2 separate regions of the Homo sapiens genome follow, and region 1 is linked to region 2. Evidence: chromatin contacts called from ENCODE Hi-C or POLR2A ChIA-PET data. All regions are on one chromosome and are shown on one strand. Each heading gives the region's core, a stretch centred on a gene start or an enhancer-like site at or near the end of the contact. The rest is flanking DNA. Distances are from core to core; before and after follow the strand shown. Region 1 overlaps LOC105373262 (a long non-coding RNA gene). Region 2 overlaps SDCCAG8 (SHH signaling and ciliogenesis regulator SDCCAG8).

Evidence for each region. Hi-C counts contacts between places; a loop is a spot of excess contacts on that map. ChIA-PET counts read pairs that join two places held with the same protein, here RNA polymerase II (POLR2A). Pooled maps may share reads with other maps.
Region 1: a pooled map shows a loop between it and region 2 (2.7-fold over the local background). The contact joins two enhancer-like sites. A Hi-C loop is called at or near these places in 1 of 50 pooled maps. POLR2A ChIA-PET finds 5 or more read pairs at or near these places in 2 of 52 experiments (IMR-90 and T-cell).

Annotation. Positions count from the first base shown.
Region 1 is chr1:244,316,388-244,321,079 of GRCh38, forward strand. All of the region lies in intron 1 of LOC105373262 (a long non-coding RNA gene), which reads right to left. Among named protein-coding and RNA genes, the nearest start is that of SPMIP3, 34 kb to the right of the region's middle. RefSeq lists an enhancer at 3,145-3,554. Within about 2 kb of position 3,149, at least 9 of the 41 ENCODE cell types and tissues checked have a DNase peak (open chromatin) inside an H3K27ac peak, as active enhancers do; they include IMR-90, where a contact is called at or near this core.
Region 2 is chr1:243,285,843-243,290,071 of GRCh38, forward strand. SDCCAG8 (SHH signaling and ciliogenesis regulator SDCCAG8) reads left to right here. Exons shown (of 18, transcript NM_006642.5): 5 at 430-555. Among named protein-coding and RNA genes, the nearest start is that of SDCCAG8, 32 kb to the left of the region's middle. Within about 2 kb of position 2,014, at least 7 of the 41 ENCODE cell types and tissues checked have a DNase peak (open chromatin) inside an H3K27ac peak, as active enhancers do; they include IMR-90, where a contact is called at or near this core.

The DNA of each region.
Region 1 (4,692 bases), core at 1,899-4,398, 1.0 Mb after region 2:
AGTGTTTCAATCTCATATCTCCAGGTTCCACTTTCTGCTCATCAGAGCCCCGACCTGGGCAAAGCAGACCTACCCAGGATGAGAGTTTAACACTTTCTAGAATTCTGCTACTCTTATGATTAAAAACTGGGCCTGATCCTCAGCTTTTTCTGCTCTCTGGTGACTGGAGATGGGGATTCCCTTATACGTTGCCAAGAAGGTCTCTGGTTTTCATACCTAGCTGGTGAGTTGTGCATTCACTGCCAGCCTTTCATTTTTCGAAGCGGCAGTTCCCCTGCAACAGTCATCCAATTCCACTGTCCTTCATTCCCCCCACGTTTCTCAAATGTCTAATACATTTCGATGGCTACTGTATTCCCCTCCACTCATTTGCCATCCAAATTCACTACTGGCAGAAGTTTTAACAATTGCACTGCTGCCTTTTCCTAGGGCTAGGCTGTGCCTCATCTACCAGCGGTTATGAAGTCCTCATTGCCAACCAGAAACACAGGTGACTCAGCTGCAGAATCCCATCTTAGCATCTGCTTTCTTGGAATATTACTTTTGAAATTAAGTTTTTAAAATTATCTGCAGAGGCAGGGTCTCCCTATGTTGCCCAGGCTGGTCTCAAACTCCTGGGCTCAAGCCCTCCTCCTGCCTCAGCCTCCCAAAGTGTTGGAATTGCAGGTGTGAGCCACTGCAGCAGGCCATGTTGAAATATCCTTGATATCACCAGTTACAGGTTGCTTCCTGGGGAAACAGGCTCTGAGATGGAAGTTAGCATGCAGGACGCCTGCTAGAGTGCTCTTGGGATTAACACCCCAGGAGAAAGGGTGACCTCAGCTGACCCCATGGGCCTTCAGAGTTGTCATGAGTTGGGGCACGGGGTCCGAGCCCTTATACCTCTGCAATGAACAGTCATCGGATACCGACTGCCCTCACAAGAGGACATGACCTTAAGCAAGAGGATCTCTGCAGCCAAGAGCAATTTCTGGAGAGGACAGACAGCTGAAGGCTGTCAGCCAGCAGCACTCCCAGAGTCCCTCAGATTTGCCGGGCAATCTGGATGGTGCACTACGCCTCCCACACCTTGCAATCTGGGCATGATTTATCTTAACGTACTCATCACCCATCAAGGTGCATGCTGCCTGCTTGGACATATAGTCTCTCTTTTATGATTATTTAAGCTGTACTTACATTTCATGCTTCATGGCAGAATTATTTAACTTAAGGGCCTTAAATATCAGGATTTGTGGTGGGCCCAAAAGGCAAGGAATGGCATGGGGAACACTGTCTCCCCATGGGTCGTTTTTCTAGAGACAAATGTACTAACCTAGATGGAATAATTCTCACACTGACTTTAGAACAGAATCTGTAAGTTCAGGGTACAGAAGGTTGATCATTTTGGTTAGAAATACTTGAGAGGGGCCAGGCACGGTGGCTCACGCCTGTAATCTCAGTACTTTGGGAGGCCGAGGTGGGTGGATCACGAGGTCAGGAGATCGAGACCATCCTGGCTAACACGGTGAAATCCCGTCTCTATGAAAAATACAAAAAATTAGCCGGGCGTGGTGGCGGGTGCCTGTAGTCCCAGCTACTCGGGAGGCTGAGGCAGGAGAATGGTGTGAACCCAGGAGGCGGAGCTTGCAGTGAGCCGAGATCGTGCCACTGCACTCCAGCCTGGGCAACAGAGCGAGACTCCATCTCAAAAAAAAAAAAAAAAAAGAAAGAAATACATGAGAGGGATTGTTGGATAATCCTACTCACCACGAATCTGGAAGAACGATGTGACACTGCATTAAATTTAACATTTCACCTTGGTAGCTATGCCAATCACTTGGTAAGTTAGTTACCATTTGAGGTTCCAAAAGTAGGTAAAAAGTGAATGAGCCAGGCTCAGTGGCCGAGGCTGAGGCAGGAGGATCACGTGAGGCCAGGAGTTTAAGACTAGCCTGGGCAACACAGCAAGACCCCATCTCTTAAAAAAAAGAATGAAACCACCCTTCAACCATTCTGGTTCTATTCATAAAAGAGTTTTGTGGGGAGGGATAGTTCCTTTTCACAGAGGGCACTGATTAAAAAGCATTGATCAATAATCAATGATTATTCATTTATTCATTTCGGACCTGGCTAGGCCTTAACGGTATTTTTTACAGGAAGTCTTTGCCACAGAGGAATTTGGCCTATGATTTCACAGCCACTGATAGGGCGTCCAGGTTGCTTGGTTTCAGTTGGGCTAGGCCATCCCAGGTGTGAATAAAAAGAAATGGTCTCAAAGTTCAGCCTAAACCCATGGGCCGTGAGGCTGCACGGGGCCATTTTCACTCCCAAGACTGGAATACTGTGTGTATGGGAGCCATTGTCCGTCATGGTCTACAGCGATTCCAGTGCCTGCAGTTGGACTGATGTTCCCAGGGTGCTCAGTGCAGTTAACATCAGCCTGTGTGCAGGGAAGCCCAGAGAGGAGGCCTGAGTTTGTGGTTTGGGGTTTTGTTTTGTTTTGTTTCATTTTGCTTTTAAGTCAGAAGAAAAATAAATCAATTTTTTAATTAAATGTTATCACTACAAGAGTGTAGTAATCTGCTTAAGACTACCTTGTGATTTCCCTCTCTCCCAAGGTTCTTAACAGTAAAAGAACATTGGTTTTTGAAGATAGAAAAGAGAGGGAGGTCTAGGTTGTGAGTTGCATGAATCCCATTTGCACATTCTTATGCCTCTGAGGTACAGAGGCGTTTGTACTTGAGGGTGGCAAGATTTAACAAATAAAAATACAGGTGCCAATATTTAATTCAAATTAAACTTGAATTTCACATAAATAATGAACAAGTTTTGGCATAAGTATATCAAATAAAAGTTTAACAAATATTTAACAAATAAAAATTTAACAAATAAAAATACGGGTGCCAATATTTAATTCAAATTAAACTTGAATTTCACATAAATAATGAACAAGTTTTGGCATAAGTATATCCCAAATACTGCATGGCATCGTGCAGAGTGTGTTCCAGATCTTGCAGGGGCCTGTATTTTATCTGGCAACTCTATTGTCTTTTCAAGTGAAAACTGTGTGGTTATGCAAAGGACCTTGCAAGGCGAGGGGACCAGCAATTTGCCTGCCCATGACAATCTGAAAAGGGGTAGTGAGCTCCAAGAACTGTGATAGGAGGGATAACAAAGAGGAAGACAGCTCAACAAAATCAAACCATCTCGTCAAATACAAATAAATGTAAAAGGGAGTTTACAAAATTCTATCAGTCAAAACACACTGATAGAATTGAGTTGGCAGACAACTGAAACAACATGCAATTGACGGCTTACAATGAACAAGCCATGATTTACAGTCCAAGAGGAGCAGGATGAGGCACGATGGTGGTGGCCATGTTGATTTCCGGTGAGAAATGGAGGAAGTTAATGTTGGCCTGTGGTTTTAGAATTTGTAAAGGTTGAGCAAGCCTCCACTGTGATGACTTTACTCTCTGTGGGAAGACTGTTGCTCCATGAGAGAGGCCCTGACTCAGTGCAGAAGGGAGATGAGAAGAAGAATATAAAAGACATTAAGAAATGACAGCCCTGAGGAAGGCAATCATGACATCCAACCTACAAATCCTCTGAAAACTTAAACTTGCCTTCCCCGGCCAGGACGCAGGCCAATGTATATTCACACACATCAGGGGTTTCCCTGATTTCTAAGTCCCTGAAGAGGCTCGGTGGTGTTCTCAGTTCTAGGTGTGATTTGACAAATTTCTAATGAGAAAATTATACATGAAAGTGTTATTTTTGACCATAAGCAGTGGTTTATGCCTGTATTCCCAGTGCTTTGGGAGGCTGAGGTGGGAGGATTGCTTGAGGCTGGCCAGGAGTTCCAGACCAGACTGAGCAACAAAACCCCGTCTCTACAAAAAACTAAAAATAAAACGTGAGGTGGGGCACAGTGGCTCATGCCTGTAGTCCCAGCACTTTGGGAGGCTGAGGCAGGTGGACTGTTTGAGCCCAGGAGCTCAAGACCAGCCTGGGCAACATAGTGAGACCCCCACCTCTAAAAAAAATAATAATACAAAAATCAGCTTGGCATAGTGGTGCATGCCTCTAGTCCCAGCTACTTGGGAGGCTGAGGTGGGAGGATCACTCGAGCCGGGAAGGTCAAGGCTGCAGTGAGCCAAGATCACACCACTGCACTCCAGCCTGAGACACAGAGCAAGACCCTATCTCAAAAATAAAATAAAATAAAAATTAGCCAGGCATGATGGTACATGCTGAGGAGGCTGAGACTGGAGGATCACTTGTGGCCAGGAATTGGAGGCTGCAGTAAGCTGTGATCGTGCCACTGCACTCTAGCCTGGGCAACAGAGTGAGACCCTGTCTCTTTAAAAAAAAAAGCGTTATTTTAAAAAAAGCTCTTGCACCTCAGTTTTTATTATTTGCAAATCCCTACTTCACTCTGACTTTTGATCACAAACTTTCAATGCATTGAATATAGAATCTAATTCAGAAGAACAAGTTCTGTGACCTTGGCAAGTCACTGCTGTTTCCTTGGTTTCTGTCTCTAAAACACAGGGGGATGGACCAGCTGATTATAAGGTAGCGTCCATCAGCCTGGCTAACATGGTGAAAACCCATTTCTACTAAAAATACAAAAATTAGCCTGATGTGGTGGTGTGTGCCTGTAATCCCAGCTACTCGGGAGGCTGAAGCAGGAGAATCACTTAAACCTGG
Region 2 (4,229 bases), core at 764-3,263:
CGTCTATGCCTTTCTATCTCAGAGCCTCCCTCTATTTAATCTTCCATCAGTTTTTAACAAGTTGATGGTATTTGATCATGAGTAATAATATATCTTATTTTTCAGAATCTACTCCATTCTTTAAAATCTCTTGGATAACCCTTTTAATTAAGGCTTTTCTTTGAGCCTCGATTCCTTGGAGAAAAGGAAATTGTCAGAAACGACACACTTCTGTGATATGCCACCAGCAGGCCCATTACTATATACCCCAGCCTTCTCTTTGTTATCTAGCTAATGTTAGGCTGCCTTGTTTGTCTAAACATATAATTATATTTCAGGAAAAGGAGAACATAAGTCTTCCGTACTTTATATCATGCTGTGCCCTCTAATAATCAACAAATAAAAACACTGCTTAATAATGCTTAATGTGTTTGGTTTTGTTTATTATAGGAGGAACTCTCTGGAATGAAAAATAAAATACAAGTAGTTGTGCTTGAAAACGAAGGGCTCCAGCAACAGCTAAAATCTCAAAGACAAGAGGAGACACTGAGGGAACAAACACTTCTGGATGCATCCGTGAGCATTATTTTAAATCATAAATTTTATTTTAGTGTGAATATTCCCTTCTGCCCTCTCTCCTCGCCTTCTTCGCTGCTTAGATTTTCTCCCTGAAGTGTGGCCAAAGTACTATGTTGGTATTTGTTTGAGACCTCAAATATCAAACTTCACTGTGGTGGAATGAATCCTCAGATGAAACGATCTTGTGATATTTTGCTACAGTTTCCTCTCTGAGCATACCGTTTCTGCCTTACCATATGGAAAGAGCCGGTCTGAAAGCAGGAAGTGTGTTATACAGGAAGGACTTTGCTAAGTCTAGAAACCGTTCAGAACTTTAACTTAGATTTCTGTTGGATTTCTCTAAATTTTCCTTGAGGTCTGAAATCTAATAAGTCTAATTAGCTGCATGATGTAGCAGAAAAAATGTTGGCCTTAGGATCCAAGAATCAAAATGTTAGTCTTCCCATTTCCCTAAGAAGGCTGGTGTTTAGCAAGTAATTTTAGAAGGTTTTACATAGCTTAATCACGTATGTCCTTTATTTCTTTATTGGTAATTTGAGAAGATTAACCTATACCAGGAGTTTTCAGTGCAAATTCCTGGACTCCATCCCCTGTGAGTCTGATTCACTTGGTCTGGTTGGCTTCTAGGAATCTAAACTTTCATCAAGTTGCCTAAGTGATTCTAATGTCAGTGGCCCAGAGTTTGAAGAACGTTGGGTCAGATTATCTCTATAATTCTGTGACAGAGAATTATTGTGGTGACATTTAAATAGTGCTTAAATCTTATGACTTATCAGAGTACTTTTGTCTTAAACTTTTTGTAACTGTTTTGCTATAAGATATAGTCACAGCTTGTTCTGCTTTTTGGGACAAATTCAACTTTCCATGTGGAAGTTTTCATACTTGCCTATTCCAGCTTCACTTTGCAGTTTACTTTGGTGGTTTTGACTTTGTCGTCATTAGTAAATCAGCTGTTAAGAAAACATGAAAGTCTTGATGTTTCATTGGGATATCCTCTAATTTTCGTTTTTGAAGTTTTTTTTTTTTTTAACTTGAATTGATAGTTGGTTTATAATCCTGGAGTTGTATATGTTAGGGTTTGCTATTGAGAAGTATAGGAGTGTATTAACTCTGATAAATGAAGTGGGCTAATTAGTATTTCAGTTTAATTTTCTGCAATTGCATTTAAGTTTGTGATCAGTTCTTTTCTCCTCACTGTATAACTTTTTCCTGAAGATTTGTATAATTATTAGTGGTAAAAACTCCATCTTAGTTGCTTATGATTTTAATGTCAATTTGAGGAAGATATCACCATATAGAAAATACTTAGAAGTAGCTTATTTTAAAAATATTCATTTGCTTTTCTTCCAAACACGTGGTCACTTAGCAAGCAGTGATTCAATTATTCATAGTCCTCAGTATTTATGTAATGCCAAAGAAGTGGAAGAAGGGGAAGTGAAGTGAGAAAGGAAATTAGGCAGACAAGTGAATCAGAGGGCAAGAGAAATGAGTAATGCAAAAGGGGAAGGAAATGATGGTCAGAGCACACATGCCTTGCAGCATGAGCAAAGAAAATGTGCTAAACAAAACTACAGTCAGAATCATAGAAAGGATAAGGTTTTAGAGAGGTTTTGTTGTTTTTTAAACATTCATGTGAGCTAAATATAATGCAGGTATTGAAATGATTACTGCAGATATGCCAGATGACCTTGATATCTATTTTAATGTTAATCTTCTGTTATTTGTTGTTGTTGAATTGTTACCCCCACGTTTTACCTGTGTAAGTGAATTGAAATATTTCAAGGCCAGATACAGTGTCTTACGCATGTAATTTCAGCAGTTTGGAAGGATGATCACACGAACGGATGGATCACTTGAGCCCAAGAGTTCCAGACAAGCCTGGGCAACATAGTGAGACCCCATCTCTCTAAAAATAAAAAAAAAATTAGCCGAGCATGCTGATGTACACCTGTGGTCCCAACTACTTTGGAGACTGAGGTCAGAGGATCCCAGGAGGTCAAGGCTGCAGTAAGCCCTGATCACGCCACTGCACTCCAGCCTGGGCAACAGAGTGAGACCTTGCCTCAATAAAAACAAGACAAACAAAAAACCAGACATTTCAATAATACATGCATGGTGCTGTGTTACAAGTTGTAACATGAATAAAAATGTTTAGGATATCTTAAATATAAAAAATCAAGAAATATCTTCTTTTGGGGGGAAGGGGTTTTTGTAATGAGTCAATTAAAATGTTGGTGCTAAATCTTCCCTTGCTATATTGAAGTTTGCTGATTTCAATATAGATTTTCAGTGTTTCATAATGCCTTTTAAGAAAGATAATTGAGGTGGCCAGGCGCAGTGGCTCACGCCTGTAATCCCAACACTTTGGGAGACCAAGGTGGGTGGATCACGAGGTCAGGAAATAGAGACCATCCTGGCTAACATGGTGAAACCCAACTCTACTAAAAATACAAAAAATTAGCCGGGCGTGGTGGTGGGCACCTGTAGTCCCAGCTACTTGGGAGGCTGAGGCAGGAGAATGGTGTGAACCCAGGAGGCAGAGCTTGCAGTGAGCTGAGACTGCGCCACTGCACTCTGGCCTGGGCGACAGAGCAAGACTCCATCTCAAAAAAAAAAAAAAAAGATAATTGAAACATTTATATGGTGTATTAGGTTCTCTCAAAGGACAGAACTAATATGATATAATATATATATATGAAGGGGGTTTATTAAGTAGTATTAACTTATTAACTGACACAATCACAAGGTCCCACAACAGGCCATCTGCAAGCTGAGGAGCAAGGAAGCCAGTCTGAGTCCCAAAGCTGAAGAACCCGCTGTCTGAGGTACAAGAACAGGAAGCATCTAGCACAGGAGAAAGATGTAGGCTGGGAGGCTAAGCCAGTCTAACCTTTTCATGTTTTTCTGCCTGCTTTATATTCGCTGGCAGCTGATTAGATGGTGCCCACCCAGATTAAGGGTGGGTCTGCCTTCCCCAGCCCACTGACTCAAATGTTAATCTCTTTTAGCAACATCCTCACAGACACACCCAGGATCAATCCTTTGCATCCTTCAATCCAGTTAAGTTGACACTCAGTATTAACCATCTCATATAGTAATAACTAACATTTATTGATGACTACATGGTTATAATGTGCGAGGCACTGTGTCAAACTATTTACGTTATATTACTTCAGATTTGCAGTACCCACACAAGGCAGGTGTTATTATCTCTGTTTTCAGAGGAGTAAATTAAGGTACACAGCTGTTAAGTAACCTAAGTAATTGGCCTAATGTCACAGAGCTAGATAATGGCAAAGCAAGGATTCAAACCCAGGACTATCTAATTCTCTAAATACACCCCGTAGAACCTTAAATTATACCGCCTTTCTGCATAAGTTAGGAAGAGCTTGTCGACATTGAACCAAACCATCTTTGTTTGCAGAGGATAGAAGTTTTCCCTGGCAGAAAAGAGAAGAATCTCCTTTTTATTGTCTCCTGCTTGTAGCCCTGGACTTTGATGGTAGCCTGTAAGACTTTCAACTTTTGGTCTAGTTTATGACCTAGAAGTTAAAGAAGCAAGCCATTCAAAGTATATTTCATTCCTGTCCTGATTTTTCATCACTTTGCCTTCTCATAAAATATTTCCTCATGGAAAGCTTTTCTCTAGAGTTCACAAAATCAAAATAATA